Regions from separate parts of the Homo sapiens genome. Here region 2 is linked to region 1. The links are chromatin contacts, found by POLR2A ChIA-PET in ENCODE. All regions are on one chromosome and are shown on one strand. The core of a region is the stretch at or near the end of the contact, and the rest is flanking DNA. Distances in the headings are between cores, read along the strand shown. Region 1 holds the start of DGKZ (diacylglycerol kinase zeta). Region 2 overlaps ATG13 (autophagy related 13).

Region 1 (2,702 bases), core at 52-2,551:
TCACAGGCTTGTCCGCAGGTCACAGCCCTAAGCATTGGCTATTTGCGGCTGACTAAGGCTGGAAAACGGGCTGCCAGAACCCAAGAGGGGAGGATGAAAGCGAAGGTGACACAGGATGTGGCTTGGCAGAGAGGCGTGCACACAGAAGTAGTGGGCAGCTGGTGTGGGCAGCAGGGTGGTAGGGTTTGGGGAGGTGGAAGACCATGCTTCCCAGCTCCTGGCCTCCCTTCGTCAGCCCTGCGGGGGCCATCAGAAACAGCCCCGGTGTGTGTGATGGCTGTGCCCCTACAGGTGACTGCTTGGGTTCCAATTGCTCTCATTTCTGGAGGGGGACGGCCTCGGCTGCATTGTGGGGTGTCTTTGTGTGTGCATGTGAGGTATATTTCTGGATGGGAGTGTGTGCATATGCACACACATACATATGTGTGAGGGATGTGGCAACCGGTAACCATTGTCCTGGGAGTATTTGTATGTAGGAGAAAGGTGTGTGTTCTGTGTGGGCATGTGTGCTTGTGAATGGGAGTGTGGTACCTGTTGTCCTTCTGTGTATTTGTGAGTGTGTAAGGGCTGTGCAGGTGATTCCCGTAGCATATGAGATCTATAGGTTCTGTTGAATACTATGTCAGGAAAATGCGATGTGTTGGGCCTGGGTGAGAAGGTTGGAAACCATTGTGAATAGCTGTGGAAGGATGACTTTGTAGGAGAAACTTGTGAGTTCTTTGTTGGTGTGTGTGCGAGTCATTAAGTGACTTTGGTCACTGAGTGCGAGAGGCTGGGGTGGGAAGTGTTCGTTTAAGTAATGAGTGGGCATAATTGTGTAAGGGATGTGTTTGTTCTGCGTGCATGGGGAGCACTGTGTGACTTTTGTTCCCCTGGGTGCGATTTGGGGGAGCCAAGGAGGTATGGGTGGAGATTGTGAGTGGCTATGAGTAGGGTGTGCGAGAGCGGAGGGGAGGTGGTGACAGCAGCCCTCGCGAGTGTACACTTGTGAGCGTGCAGTTGTTTGGTAGCGGAGGGATCGGGGGAGGAAAGATGCGCGTCTGGATGCGCGCAGTGCGAGTGTGCCAGGCCGGGAGATTCAGTCCCATCCAGGCGGGCCGGGCCGGGCTGGGGGCAGGGCTTTCTGCTGCCCCGCCCATTCGTCGCCCCGCCCCTCGGACCGCCCCAGCGGGCTGCAGCGCAGCGGGCGTCCGGCAGAGGGCGCTGCGGGCCCGGTGCCACCGTGCGGCCGAGGGGGCGTGCTCGGCGGCGGGCAGGCAGCGGCCCGGCCAGCTATGCGGGGTCCTGCGGCCGCGGCTGGCGGCACTTCCTGGAGCGGCGGCGGCAGCGGCTTCCCGGGCACCTGGGCGTGGGGAGCGGGGGCGCGCGGCGCGGGGCGGGCGGAGCGAGCGCGCGCCATGGAGGTGGCGGGCGGCGCGGAGCGGGCGTGCTGAGCCCCGGCCGCCGGCCCGGCATGGGCGTCTCCCGCGGGCCCTCCGCCGGCCGGGGCTAGGGCCGGATGGAGCCGCGGGACGGTAGCCCCGAGGCCCGGAGCAGCGACTCCGAGTCGGCTTCCGCCTCGTCCAGCGGCTCCGAGCGCGACGCCGGTCCCGAGCCGGACAAGGCGCCGCGGCGACTCAACAAGCGGCGCTTCCCGGGGCTGCGGCTCTTCGGGCACAGGTGAGCGGGGCGGCGGCGGGGCAGGCACCGAGGCACCGGCAGGTTACCGCTCCCTCACCGGGGGACATTCCTCGGCCACTGGGGGTCCGGGCCACTTCGGTACTGACACTGAGTCGGGGAGAGGCTGGCACCGGCGGCACGAGCCGTCTTGGCGTGGGCACCCACTGGGAGTCATCCCCCAGGGCCGGGACACGGGCGGGATCGGTCGGCTTGGCACTGTCACCGGGTGGGGGTCATTCCCTGGCACCGGCAGTCTAGTGCGCCTCATGTGTAGTACCGTGGGAGGATCGGCTCCCAACCCTCCAGCAGGAAGATGGAATCACCCCAGCCCCCGGCACAAGCAGGTTGGGCCCCCAGGACTGGTCACCCACGCCTTCTTGGCACTGATAGAACAGGGCCTCTCTGAGCCTCCTGGCACCACTGAGGTGGGGATCACACCGCCCTTTGGACTTTCGTGGGACCAGGTTGCCTACCATCACTGCGTGGCATCTGCAGAACGTAGCCCCGTTGATACCGTCACCACACATGGCTTGTCCCCAAGCTCTGGTCACTGGTTTAATTGTTTAACATGTTAAGCTTCTCCTTGGGGTTGGGGGTGCCTGATCATCTGCCCTACCTTGCTCTTAATTAGCAGAGAGACCCCAGCCCATCCCTCTGCTAGGCAGGCAGCATGTCTCCCTCTACCCTCTTCCAGCCCATGCTGGGAAAGGGATGGGGTGGGCTGGAGTCTGGAATCTGCTGGCTGTTCAAGCTTCATCTTGCCCCCTCCCCCAGCACTCCAAATGTCACCATCTTGTGCCTGTGACAGAGCTTTGACCAGGACTCTAGCGGGGAACCGGGGGGAGAGTGTGGAAAGACTGAGTGCAGGCAGTTCATGGCAAGTGTGCTGCTCTTGGTCGTGAGCCGCTGCCTGCCCTGGTAGCCGTGGTGTAAGGTAAGGGACGTGAGGCCCCAGGAGTACCTGACCTGGCTCCCTGCGCTTCTTCCTGACCGAGCCTTGCCCTTCCCTGGTGGCCAAGGAGCTTGTAGCCAATCAGCCAAGG
Region 2 (2,702 bases), core at 79-2,578, 300 kb after region 1:
TTTCACTGATAGATTATAAGGCTGTATGGTATAATGAAAGGTAAATAGAATTTGGAGCTACACAGAGCCAAGTTCAATCCCAGCTGAGTGACTTTAGCCAAATTACTTAACCCCACCCCCCCCAGCACTTTTTTTTCCTGCTCTGTTGCCCAGGCTGGAGTGCAGTGGCACGATCTTGGCTCACTGCAACCTTCCCCTCCTGGGTTCAAGCGATTCTCTTGTCTCAGCTTCCTGAGTAGCTGGGACTACAGGCACCCGCTACCACGCCCAGCTAATTTTTGTATTTTTAGTACAACTCCCAAAGTGCTGGGATTACAGGCGTGAGCCACCATGCCTGGCCCAGCAATTGTAATTCTGAAAATTTTCCCAAAGAAATTAATTGAGTTTGTGGGAGAAGTTTTAGTCTCAAGGTTGTTTATCACAATTTTTGCAGTAATGAAAATTAGAAACAACCTTTATGTTCACACTAAGATGAAGATACCCCCAAAAAAGAATAAAGAAACAACCTTGGCCGGGCGCAGTGGCTTACGCCTGTAATCCCAGCACTTTGGGAGGCCAAGGCAGGCAGATCACCAGGTCAGGAGATCCAGATCATCCTGGCTAACATGTGAAACCCCGTCTCTACTAAAAATACAAAAAATTAGCTGGCTGTGATGGCAGGCGCCTGTAGTCCCAGCTATTTAGGAGGCTGAGACAGGAGAATGGCGTGAACCCGGGAGGCGGAGCTTGCAGTGAGCCCAGATTGCACCACTGCACTCCAGCCTGGGCGACAGAGTGAGACTCTGTCTTTAAAAAAAAAAAAAAAAAAAAAAGAGAGAGAGAGAAACAACCTTTATGTCCAAGAATTGGAGGACTGGTTGGATAAAATGATAGTCATATGGTGGGATACTGTGGAACCATTTTAAATGATTTAGAATTTTTAATTATAAGGAAAATTCCATGACGTATTTATTAAGAAAAAACAAGTCATCAAAATAGCATATAGACTGTGATTGCCCTTTTATTTAGAGAAGAGGCTTGTTCGATTATAAGTTGATATCTATTCTTTTTTTTTTGCTTATCTATACCTTTTAATATTTTTATAGTGACTGTAATGCTTTGAAATTAAAAATTTTTTAAACAAATATTTTAAATTTGTCCTTTCTACAGGGAGATTCCATGGAGCTGGAAATATGGTGTCTTGAAATGAATGAAAAGTAAGTGCTGCGTCTTAGGGTCCTTGGTTGTGGTTGCTGAGGATAAAGTAGATGACATCATGTGAAAAGCAGGGCTTTGTTTTCAGAGTCAGGGAGGGCATTCTGACCACTTAACAAAGCCAATAGGTCTTTGCTACAATTTGCTTCATCCTTGGCTTCCAGCCTGGACACAGAGATGACCTTCAGAGGGAACATCAGTCCAGAGAGACTCAGATACTACAGGGAAAGGAGCAGCAGAAAAAGCTGAAAAGGCTTTGTTGTTTTCCCAGAGTACAGCTAGTTCTCTGATTAAATCCCTTGCGAGCTCTTGTAATATGACTACTCTGTTTTGTCTGTTTTCTGTGTGGCAGCCATCCAATAAGATTTCCCCTCCCTGCTCCTTTTTACAGACTGTATGGGTCATGGATTGGAAATGCATGTTATTTCCTTTCCCCATTTTCTTCTTTCAAGGCAGATTAGCTTATCTCTTGCCTGAAGCTTCAGTTTTCAACAAGAGTATATAGGAAAATTGAGGAAACATCAACACATCAAAAGAAAAATCTTAGTGATAAGTATATGTGGTGGACATTAATTTTCTTTATTGAATAAATGCAATTGCCAGGTTATGACCCAAAATTTTAGAGCCAAGCTGACTTTTCTGCAGACTTCTGTTAGATTATCGAGATAGACAGCTCATAGGATAGTACATGTTTGCACCTTCAGTGTATATAATTGCAGTATTTATTTATTTATATGTTTTCAGATGTGCTGCTTTATTTCTAAAAAAAAAATAACCACTTTGAAGCTAGAAAAAATATATTGGGTGCCTTTTGGTGCTCATTTGCCTGTGTCTAGTACATGAGAAAGTAAAACATTGGCTTACCTCAGTAATCTGTTGATAAAGGTGTAATTAGAGTTCTCTGGTTAGTCAGAACATGTCTTAATAATAAATTTGGTCTTGTGTAGCTCCAGCGCTAAATAGAAGAATGCTGACCATATCTTTGTGCCTGGCAGGTGTGATAAAGAAATCAAAGTTTCCTACACGGTGTACAACAGACTGTCATTGCTGCTGAAGTCCCTTCTTGCTATAACTAGGGTGACACCAGCCTATAGGCTCTCCAGGAAACAAGGGCATGAATATGTCATATTATACAGGTAAACAGCATAGATGGTCATCTTGATTCACTCATCAACCCCCTCACTTTGTACATTGTCTGGCATTTAGATGTTCTGTGATGATGTTTTGGACAGTTGGTTGGTTTGTTGGATTATTGATGCTGTCGCTTTCATGTGATCACTATCCAGCCTGCCTTATGAACCTCACCCTTCCAAAGCCACCAGGTTTATTATCCTTTTCTATATGCACAATCGTGATTCCTGTGGAATGGATGTTGAGGTCCTAGTGATAAACATCTTAGAGCTAGGGAAGGAAGTCAAGAGTTTTATTTATTTATTTATTTAGAGACGGAGTCTCGCTCCATCGCCCAGGTTAGAGTGCAATGGCGCGATCTTGGCCCATTGCAGCCT

Evidence for each region. ChIA-PET counts read pairs that join two places held with the same protein, here RNA polymerase II (POLR2A).
Region 2: POLR2A ChIA-PET joins it to region 1 with 12 read pairs in PC-9. The contact joins the enhancer-like site here to the promoter of DGKZ in region 1. POLR2A ChIA-PET finds 5 or more read pairs at or near these places in 5 of 52 experiments (AG04449, GM12878, PC-9 and 2 more).

What each region holds. Positions count from the first base shown.
Region 1 is chr11:46,346,162-46,348,863 of GRCh38, forward strand. DGKZ (diacylglycerol kinase zeta) reads left to right here and starts at 1,302. Exons shown (of 31, transcript NM_001199267.2): 1 at 1,302-1,659. The coding sequence starts at 1,499. RefSeq lists enhancers at 35-104, 175-224, 2,128-2,702 and silencers at 1,009-1,488, 1,589-1,638, 1,601-1,814, 2,451-2,610.
Region 2 is chr11:46,647,988-46,650,689 of GRCh38, forward strand. ATG13 (autophagy related 13) reads left to right here. Exons shown (of 19, transcript NM_001346311.2): 6 at 1,150-1,196; 7 at 2,190-2,330. Among named protein-coding and RNA genes, the nearest start is that of ATG13, 32 kb to the left of the region's middle. Within about 2 kb of position 1,329, at least 14 of the 41 ENCODE cell types and tissues checked have a DNase peak (open chromatin) inside an H3K27ac peak, as active enhancers do.